2 separate regions of the Mus musculus genome follow, and region 1 is linked to region 2. Evidence: chromatin loops called from intact Hi-C (ENCODE). Cell type or tissue: heart. All regions are shown on one strand. Links, peaks and the distances in the headings refer to the core of each region. The heading gives the core; the rest is flanking DNA.

Region 1 (5,372 bases), core at 169-5,168, 1.1 Mb before region 2:
GCAAGATTAGGATCAAAAATTTTGGGGAGACTCTGTCTGCCTTTACATAATAAAGATTTCAAAAACTCAGATGCATTTACTCAAAACACTTTTAGGTCACAGTGGATTAATTTGGATCACTTCCTGGCCTAATAGCAATATCCATACACATACCTTTATTTTTCTTTACAAAACAAACAAACAAACAAACAAACAAACAAACAAACAAAACACCAAGCACTTAAAAACTCCTATCTGGCCAGGCAGTGGTGGTGCACGTCTTTGTTCCCAGCACTTGGGAGGCAGGGGCAGGCAGATTTCTGAGTTCAAGGCCAGCCTGGTCTACAGAGTGAGTTCCAGGACAGCCAGGGCTATACAGAGAAACCTTGTCACAGAAAAACCAACAACAACAATAACAACAACAACAACAACAAAAACCCTTCTATCTGCCGTTTTTTTGTAGCTTTTGCTTTTGTTGTTGGTCAAGCATCTCCATCACCTTTAAATCAGATGTCTAAATAAAAACCTTTGGTGAAAATTAAAACCAAGCGGTTAAATCACTCAATTGCTTTATAACAGGTGGCACAAGGCACTGACTAGTCTTGTTAATAATCAGCACATGGCTTCAAATCAGTGTGTGAATCTTAAACTGTGCTTTATATTTCTCAAGTGTCCTGCCTTGAATTCTGGAACATATACCTATTTTATGCTATTAGATATGATAAGTAAGTAAAGATTATTTTTAAATAAAGTAAAGTAAAAGTAAAGATTAAAGTAAAAGTAAAGTAAAGATTATTAAAGATAAAGTAAAGTAAAGATTATTTTTTTTATTTATTTACATTCCAGTCATCGCCTCCCCTCCTGCTTCCCCTCTCCCACAGTTCTTCATCCCATTCCTCCTTTCCCTTGCCTCCAAGAGGACAGTCCCCTCAAGACTACCCACTTCCCTGGGGTCTCAAGTCTCTGGAGGATTAAGCACAACTCTCACTGAAGCCAAACCAGGCAGACCTCTGCTATATCTGTGCCAGGGGCCTGTGCTTGGCCCATGTATGCTCCTGGTTGGTGGCTCAGTCTCTGGGAGCTCCCTGGGTCCAGGTTAGTTGAGACTGCTGTTCTTCCTATGGGGCCATCCTGTCTTCATCTTCTTCAGTCCTTCTTCTAATTCAACCACAAGGGTCCTCAACTTCAGTTCAATGTTAGGTGTAAGTATCTGTGTTTGTCTCAGTTCACTGCTGGTAAGGCCTCTCAGAAGATAATCATGCCAGGCTCCTGTCTGTAAGCACATCATAGATCAGAAATAGTGTCAGGCCTTGTTGCTTGGAGCCCAAGTTGGGACGGTCATTGGACTGACTTTCCTTTTGTCTCTTATCCATTTTTGTCCCTGCAGTTCCTTTAGGCAGGAACAAATCTGGGTCAGAAAATTTAACTGTGGGTTAGTAACCCAGTCCCTCTTCTTGAGACCCTGTCTATCTACTGGAGGTAGTAGTCTCTTTAAGTTCCCTCTCCTCACTTTTGGGCATTTTGGCTAAGGTCACCCACATTGAGTCCTGAGAGTCTCTCACCTCCCCGGTCTCTAGTACTTTAGTACTTTCTAGAGACCCCCGCGCCCCTCCCATCCCCTTGGCTGCTTATTTCCATTCATTCTCCTGGCCCTCTGGGCTTCTCTCCTGCTCACCCACCCAATACTTTATCCTGTTTCATTTTCCCCTCCCCCTTCCATTCGGCTACCTCCATCCCTCTGCCCCCATGATTATTTTCTTCCCCCTTCTAAGTGGGATTGAAGCATCCTCATTTGAGCCTTTCTGCTTGTTAAACTTTAAGTACTGTGGATTGTATCCTAGGTATTCTGTACTTTTTTAGTTAATATCCACTTATCATTGAGTACGTACCATGCATGTCCATTTGGGTCTGGATTACTTCGATGATCAGGATATTTTCTTGTTCCATTCATTTGCATGCAAAATTCATGATGTCCTCATTTTTAATAGCTGAATAGTATTCCACTGAGTAAATGAACCACATTTTCTGTATCCATTCTTTGGTTGTTTCCAGCTTCTGGCAATTACATATAAGGCTGTTATGAACATAGTGGAGCACATGTCCTTGTGGTATGGTAGGACATCTTCTCATATATTCACAAGAGTGGTATAGTTGGGTCTTCAGGTAGAACTATTTCTAATTTTCTGAGGAACTGCCAGATTAGATACAAGTAACCTATGACAGCCTCAAACTCATTATACAGCTAAGGGTCAAATTCTGATTTATCATCTTCCATCTGCTGTTTGCTGAGATTGCATACCTGCACCACAACACCGTTTATACTGTTTGGGATTAAAACCATGCCAGGCAAGCACTCTTATCAATTGAGCTGACACCCAAGTTCCAGGATTAAAGTTTTTTTTTTTTTTTAAGATTTATTTATTTTATGTATATGAGTTTACTATAGCTGTTTTCAGACACACCAAAAGAGGGTATGGGATTTGATTATGGATGGTTGTGAGCAACCATGTGGTTGCTAGGAATTGAACTCATGACTTCTAGGAGGAGCAGTCAGTGCTCTTAACGGCTGAGCCGTCTCTCCAAGCCTAGTATTAGAGAGTCTTTAAAGAAGGTATTTGGGTGCGTATATTTGACTGAAAGAGGTGCCAGGCGTTTTCTAAGAAATAAGAACTTCTTTGGTCTTTGAGGACAGAGTACACAATGGTCGATGGTTTTGTTGGGTATGTATTTGCATGGCTTTGCAAATAAGTTCTAGGTTTAACAAAGTAATTAAAATTCACTCAAATTTCCACATTTTCTCAGGCTAGTTTAAATTCCCCGCCATCCGAAGGACGCCCACCCAGGAGCTAAGTTTCTGGCCAGAACACGAACCGCGGCTCACACCGCTGGCGCCGTCCGTGACGTCACCGGAAATGTCTGCTTGTGACACTCAACGTCCCGCCCTCTCGCGCTGGGCGCCGGAAGCAAAGCAGAGGGGAATGTGCGCCCGCTTCCGGGCCCGGACGCCATTTTCAGCGGTTGAGTTTTGGCAGAGCTGCTAGTCGGCTCCGACAATGAGCTACGACTATCATCAGAGCTGGAGCCGCGATGGGGGCCCACGGGGCTCCGGCCAGGGCTCCAGCGGCGGCGGCGGCGGAGGGAGCCGGGGCTCGGGCGGCGGCGGAGGGGGCCGCGGCGGCCGGGGCCGGCATCCCGCACACCTTAAGGGTCGCGAGATCGGCCTGTGGTACGCCAAGAAGCAGACGCAGAAGAACAAGGAGGCTGAGAGGCAGGAGGTATGGAGGTCTCGTCAGGACGCGTTTGCTCTCCCTGGCGTTTGCTCGAGCTCGATGCAACCTCTGTCGAGCCCCGGGTAACGGGTCACCCGATGGGTTGCGCCTCCATCCCAAGCCATCACTGCTGCAGCCGATGCATGCTCTGTTTACGGACTTGAGAACTGAACTGAGGGTGAATGCTAAATTCAGACTCTAGCCAAGCCGACTCTTATTAGGGGATGCAATCATTTAGAATGCTTGCTGTCACCTTTAAGTTTTTTCCCCGAAGCAGCCAACAAAAGCATTAAAACACTGTCTTAAGTGTGTAGATCTTGGAGAAAAAAGTAGTTTAGGTAATAGTATTAGCATTAAAGTGAGTCATATGCTGGTCTTTTTTTTTTTTTTTTTCTCCCTTTCTGTTCTGAATTTTCTGTTGACTAGCAGCGCCTCTTTTAAGACTTATTGAAAGGAAGACGCTGTAGAGAAGTATTTGGCTAATTTCATCAGGAAATTGTCAGTTTGGTTTGTATCTTGAAGACCTGTAGTATAGGAAGCATCGTGTTTTTGTTGTCTGTTTTGTTTTGTTTTGTTTTGTTTTGTTTTGTTTTACCTGAGACAGGGTTTGTGTAGCCTTGGCTGTTCTGAACCTGCTCTGTAAATCAGGTTGGCCCTGAACACACAGAGATCCACCTACCTCCGAGATTAGAGGTGTGCACCACCAACCCAGCAAACATAATGGTTTTTGAGTGACCTGGTCTAAGTAACTCCATCATTGCGCAGAATCTTTAAGTGTTTGGACACTGTTTCATACATGCTTTTTTGAATGCTAAAGACCTTTGCATTCTAATAGGGGGAAAGAAATACCTAAACAAATAAGTTCAATAAGCGGATCTTTCCAGATATACACAGGACACACGTAACTTGTGCCCTGGATATTGATGCTACATAGTGCAGGCTGACCTTGTACTCCTAGTCCTCTTTTCATTCCCAGTGCTGGGATTTCATATGTGCACACCTCAGGGCTAGGCTTTTTTTATTAGTTGACCCCTTGATCCCAGTCCCATCCCCAAACTTCCACTTTAGCAAATGCCAGTGTTGTTTATTCACCTGCCATGTGGAAGTGAGCATTGATTTTTCTCTTTTCATTTTGGGAAATCTGTTTGCTCTGCTTTCTTGCTTATCTCTGCAGCAAGTATGGGTCAGACCTCTTAACTTGTTATTTGAATTATAGCCGCCCACCCCAGTCCCATTGTGGTCTCTTAAAACGTGATTCCTTAAGTGGTCTTTAGATCATTTTATTCTTTACTTCCCAACTTGTTTATTGAAGCCATGCAGCTTCTGCCTCTCATTGGTGTTGCCTGGGAACCATGTGATCTGGCTGTAACCTGTAACCCTCCTTGGGTTGATTTTTCCCAGCTCAAGCTCTGAGGCTGATGTAATCATTTATGATTTCTGCTCCTTATTACTTTTTTTTTTTTTTTTTTACCATTTTCCTCTCTAAAACGAGTCTTTGAATTATCTCTAAACATGGTTTTCAATTGGTATAATTCTTTTCAGCACTTTTGGCTTGATAAGATTTTTATCCTAGAATTTCCATCGCTTTTACATTCAAACAAGCCTCATGCTTGCAGATGAAAATACTCCAGTGGGTCCTCATAGTTCTTTCCATATATGTGTATGGCAAACTTACTATTATAGTACCTAATTTATAGAGATGATGTGTGCTAAGGGCCATAGACAGAATGCTATGTTACTAAATAGGAGGATATGGGCTTTCTAGTCAAATGAAAGGATCTTAAAAGATAGAGATAGTTAGCCGTTACTGGGCTACAAGTGAGGGCTTCTGGATGAGCAAGGCTTCGCAGCCTTTCTAATTCTGTGACCTTTTAATACAGTTCCTCATGTTTTGGTGACACCCCCCACCCCCATACACACATGCCTTAAATTTATTTGGTTGCTGTTTTGTAATTTTTTTTTTTTGCTCTTCTTATAAGTGTAATGTAAATGTCTGTGTTTTCCAGTGGGCTTACGAGACTCCTGTGAAAGGGTCGTTTGACATTAAGGGGTCTATGAGAGACGATGACCTAGAAACATCTTCACTAGATTTAGCATTTGGCATTGCAAGGGCCCGTGGATACT
Region 2 (5,372 bases), core at 134-5,133:
ACAGTGCTTGACACATCTTCAAAATGCGTCAACACTTTAAATGTGCAACACTTTCATCGACCTAAGCAAATACACTCGTTCAAATGTTAAGAATGAATTCTTGTAAAAACATTATTTTTCAATTTGTATACTTGGAAGCAGAATCACATCTGACACTAATGGAGATGTGAGATCCGAGTTGGAGAATAAACAAAGGCCAGGACAGGCAAAATGTTCTTCCTGCCCACGAAATGATGAGATGCAACTTGGATGGAGAAAAAAAAAAATTAAGGCAATATATATTGTTATAGCTTTAAAGAAACCTGTGATCTCTTTTGGCTTTGCCAAGGGAGTAAATTCCTTAGTTAAGACTCTTCAGACATCAGCTTTGCCTCAGGAACCTGTGGTATTATATCTTATAGATACTTTGTTATTCTGTAAAGATTATTGTACTGGAGAGCCCAAGCAAAATACAAATAAAACACCAACACACATTGCCTCCTACTTTTAAAAACTGTTGTGGGCAAATAGAAGGAGAGCAAGGGAATCCTCTTCGTCTTGTTTACTTTTTGTTCTCAATCTTTGATTTGGTTCCAAATAAAAACTTTGGAAGGGTTGAAATAACGGCTAGAATAATTGTATTCCATCCATACGTTGTAGAGGGCAGGGTGTGTGAGATCAAAGTTAAGATCACTTCTGACTCGGTGTGGGACATAAACAGACAACATCAAACCAAGACAAATAGAAAGTGCCCCTGTTAGTTATTCTGCCAGGTCCACTTTGCTTTCCCAGGCCTAAGAGGGTGTTACTAGCTGGGGGTGGGGGGGGAGTCGGGGAGGGGGGGACTTGCCCCTTTGCTATCAACAGTAAAGTTCATTACTCTTCTTCAGCAGAGCAGTGCTTCCTCATCTGGACAGTCAGATGCCCTGGCCATACCCTGTGAGTCTTAGGCCTTGATACTTTTCTCCACTTTTAAAGACTTGGAAACATTGTTACCCAATTTTTCATAGAAATAATCCTATCTTCAAATTTTGACACATAACTCAAAAGGCATCATGGACCTGGCCCGATCCACCTCCCCGCCTGGCACCATATTCACGGAGACTGTAAATCACTGAATATGAAACACAAAACCACAAATAGTTTGGGGTTTCTTTAAAAATGACAGTTGTATTAAAAGTCTTAAAATGAAGAGACAGTGACTAAATGAGTGGAATTAAAAGTTACAACTTGTTAAAATTCTTTTGGTACATCACAATAAAATTTTGCTCTTTGCCTCTGGAGGAACACCCTGTAACAGATAACAGACATTTCGAAAACAACAGAAAAGGAGAGCTAAAACCTGAAATTAGAACAAAATGAAGGGGGAAAAAATTCAAGACTTATGGACTTAACATTGAAAAAAAAAGCTAAAATTAATGAAGCAATTCACGGAATAACAGGTCCTATTCATCCTGGCTCTTTCAGGAAGATGCTTAAAGTAGTTTTGGGGAAAGCAGAACAGCAGATTCTGGGACATGGTGGGAATTCACAGGTTGGCACCGGCTGGAACAGCTGAGTTTGAAGGCACTCTGCAGACACAGGGGTGCTGGGCGCCCTGAATCACATTTACGAAGTCTTTGTATTGTATTTTTAAAAGCTAGTCAGCAAAATCTGTCACTGCCAACCACAAAAAAAAAAAAAAAAAAAAAAAAAAGCTATACTTACACTCATACACACACACACACACAATAGCACACACAAAAAATGTGCAGATTTGTAACATTTTTCACAGCTGATTAAAAAAAAATACTACCATTCTCCCCCCAGACTCCCCTTTGATACAGTAGGTAATCAAAATAGATTTTTTTTCCCCACAAATATCAGCAGACACTTCCTGGCACCCCACACTGTATTGGCATCAGTGTTAAACAGTCCCAGTTCACATGTGCAATACTTCAGATTGGATACACTGTAACAAGAACCCAACTTTGCATAGACATCCTCAGAATCGTAATCAGTCCCTGGGTTGCCCTTCCAAGCTGGCAGAAAAGGAACCCCTGGTCTTAATTTCTAAATAATCCTGGAAAACAAGGAAAAAAAGTTTCGTCCCCTCTTCTGGCTCCTTCATATGATTTTCTTGGACCTCTTTCCTTGTGTTAAAACTTGGAACTATGAACAGTTGCTCAGGGGAACCCTCCCCCACTGCCTCCTTCCCCTTCACTTCCTCTGCTTCGCCACCCCCATTTTTTTTTTTTCAGGTTTGAAACTTTTGCTTGCCGGTGTCAAGCAGCCAATACAGAGCCTTAATGGCTATTTAAACGGGGAAATATGCATGAACCAAAATCAACGAGGAACGTACACGCTGTATAGAGCCATTTTTCCACCGGGGTCTCAGATGCTCTGCAACGTACACCCTCTCAGACCCTGGCTGAAGGCTGGGGATGCTGGCTACACAAGTCAGCCAGGTTCCTCGGACATCCCAGCCAAGACAACAAAGTCGTCTCCAATCTCAAAGCAAGAAGACAATCACATTAAGAGAATCGGGTGCGTTTGGCTTTGTGCACAGAGCGTGGCCAGCGCCCGGCGGCAGACGGCGCCTCACAGGATCACGCAGGCCGAGCAGCAGCCCTCGTCGCCGTTGGGCTGTGCCGCGTAGTTCATCTGCCTCACGATCTCTGCGAATAGCTCATCCACTGAGGCTTTGTTTTTGGCCGATGTCTCCATGAAGGGGCAGCTCCACTCCTCGGCCAGGGCCTTACCCTCGCCATAGGAGACCTCACGTTCACCCTCCAAGTCCACCTTGTTGCCTACCAGGATCATGGGTACGCGCTCGTACCGCTTCACGCGGATGATCTGGTCCCGCATGGGCTTGATGTCCTGGAAGCTCTGCTGGTTGACCAGGCTGTAGACGAGAATGAAGCCCTGGCCATTCTTGATGTACAGGTCCCGCATTGAGGCGAACTGCTCCGTGCCCGCGGTGTCCAAGATCTCCAGCACCGACGGCGACGAGTCCACCTCGATCTCCTTGCGGTAAAAGTCCTCGATGGTCGGGTCGTACTTCTCGATGAAGGAACCTGTTACGAACTGCACGGTGAGCGCGGACTTGCCCACGCCGCCCGAGCCCAGTACCACCACTTTGTACTCTCTCATGGCTCCGTCGGCGCCCTCGTCGCGCCTGCCGCGGCCCCGTCGGGGCTGCGCGCCGGGGAAGGCTGGGCTGGGCGGACGGGTGGACTTCTCCCCTTCCTCAACTTCGCAGGAAAAACCCCGGCGAGACTAGCCCGGTAGCACGGGCTCGCCAACAGACTAGCAGAGCCCCGCGCCAGGCCGACCGGCAGCGGGGGCGCGTCCCTAGGGCGCGGGTCCCGGGCCCCGCAGCAGCCCTGTCGGAGGACCCTGAGGACAATGCGCGCAGCCGGAGCAAGACAACGGCTGGAGCTCTTCGCCCCGGCAGCCTGGGAGGGCCGGGAGGAGGTGGCGGCTGGTTGCAGAGGCGGCTGCTAATTGGGCGTCCGGCTGAGACACGCGTGGCATGAGTCCCCGCGGAACGTGCGTCCAGCTCCGCGACCCATCACTCTCTCTCCTCTGTCTCCCGCAGCCTCCGCTGGGCGAGGGCTTCCTACTCGCCGCGCGCAGCCCAGCCCTCCCCGCCCAGCCGAGCATGCCCAGTACGTCGCCCGCGGTGCCCCGCCCGAACTCCGCTCCAGCTTTTCCGCCGCATCGGGAGGGGGCGTGACAGAGGGTGTGGCAAACAGGGGCTGGGCGGGGCAGGGCGGGGCGGCGCGAATCTTGGAACTGGGCAGTCTTGCTTGTGTGTGCTTGTAAGTGGAAAGCTCGCCAAACCGAAGTCACCTCGGTCGGGGCTGTGCGGCTGCCGGCCTCCTATGGGGACAGCAGGCAGCAGCTGGCTGCGACCTCTTCGTCGGCTTGCGCTGTTAAAGGATAGACACTTGTCCCCGAACTCAGGCTGCTGCGCGCCTCTCAGGATCGTACACTTGCAGGGCATTTTTCAGGCCCCGGAAGGTAGCAGAGGTTCGTGCTCCCACTTGGCCCGGTGTTCCTCAGTTTCCCACGAAGAACTCGACCTGAGTCCCTGTCCGGACAAGGAGTTAGGGCTGGGAATCTGTGGAGAGCTGCAGCCTTCAGGGCAAGAGTTGCGGGGTCATCCTACGTCTCCCCCCTCCCCAACACCCCTTTGGTTAGAGCCAAAATATGGCTTGTGGATCGAGCCCCGTGGCTCCCGCACCGAGTCAGGGCATGCTCAGTCGGAGGAGCAGGTTTGGGGCTTGCAAGTAGGAAGGTTTCGCACCGCACACCCACACGCCAGCTCAAATTACCTCTCCCAGACTCCCAACTCATTGGCCCCAGGATGTGAGTCTCACACCCCCAAATGTTTTTCCATTGGCTGTTGCTGAGGTTTTGTCGCTTTAGACAGCTTCATTGGCTGCAAAGTCGCCTCCGCTCAGGATTGGTTATTTATAGAGATTGAGTGGAGAGGCGGAGGCCCAGCTGTTCCTTCTCCACTGCTCCCCGCCCCCTTCCACCCACTGCCCGGGCCTGTGCATCTGAAGCTGAGAGGGGAAAAGAAGGAATTTAGGTGGAGTGCTCCAAACTAAATATAGTCCTTTGTTGGTGTTCAGGAGGGAGTCTGACTTCTTTAAGCCCAGTCACGACCGTCCCTTAAAGAGAGCAACTAGAGCTCATTGCTGCTCCCCGTCTTTAAGAAACCCTGAAGTTCCTAACTTGATCTTAGCAGGAAGAAGGCTGGGATGAGCAATGAGCCACCGCAAGTTCGTGGCATCAGGGGAGGTGGGGCTGCCCGGGCTTGCCTCTTCCCAAAGCTCTGTTTGGTGGGGAGGGCAGTCTCAAGACTTGGCTCCGCTCAGTTGCACGGCGATGTGAGGTGACGCCTGGACTTGTCCCGAGTCTCTCTAGATCCTTGCTAGGAGAGATGTCGAGACCTGTCTGTGTACTGCACTGGCAGCGGGAGCCCGGGGGCACAGAGGGGTGGGGATCGGCTTTGTGTCGAGTCAACCAGGGTTAAGTAGCCAGGCTTGCTATCCCCCTGCCACTAGCCTCTGCTTTAAACGTCCTCACGGAAGGAAGAACCGAGCAGTGTTGCTTTTGGTTCCAAGTCACAGCGGTACTTAGGGCTCCATTTGGGAGTGAACCTGCTCCAGATTCTTGGCTGCGGCCCCGAGTGTCCACAGCCGCAAGTACCTGCCAGCAGAGCCAGGCAGAACCTCAGTATAATCCTGTGCCTTACTAAGGTGAAGTGCTTTCTCTCTGCCTTGGCTCTGCCTTTTAGTGGAGGAAGGGTTTTCATGGTCGACTACTGACTGCTTCGATATAATTATGCTTATATAATTCTTCAGAGAATTATCTCTGAAGCAAAACTTTAATATAGCCGG

What was found. A loop is a pair of places that touch in the nucleus more often than their neighbours do. Peaks named below come from ENCODE experiments on the same cell type or tissue, not always from the same donor. Only the 100,000 strongest peaks of a DNase experiment are listed, where the experiment ranks them.
Region 1: a loop joins it to region 2, with 3 times the contacts of the local background. A loop is called at or near these places in 2 of 42 quality-filtered maps.

The regions. Positions count from the first base shown.
Region 1 is chr3:62,504,600-62,509,971 of GRCm38, reverse strand. It overlaps Dhx36 (DEAH (Asp-Glu-Ala-His) box polypeptide 36), which reads left to right and starts at 2,984. Exons shown (of 25, transcript NM_028136.2): 1 at 2,984-3,254. The coding sequence starts at 3,033. In heart, for the core only: a CTCF peak has its summit at 2,796; a DNase peak (open chromatin) is centred at 2,911; H3K4me3 peaks cover 2,183 bases; H3K27ac peaks cover 1,046 bases; H3K27me3 peaks cover 495 bases.
Region 2 is chr3:61,362,796-61,368,167 of GRCm38, reverse strand. It overlaps Rap2b (RAP2B, member of RAS oncogene family), which reads right to left and starts at 3,661. Exons shown (of 1, transcript NM_028712.4): 1 at 1-3,661. The coding sequence starts at 3,111. The coding sequence ends at 2,560. In heart, for the core only: a CTCF peak has its summit at 2,521; DNase peaks (open chromatin) are centred at 2,197, 2,937, 3,637 and 4,347; H3K4me3 peaks cover 3,683 bases; H3K27ac peaks cover 3,066 bases.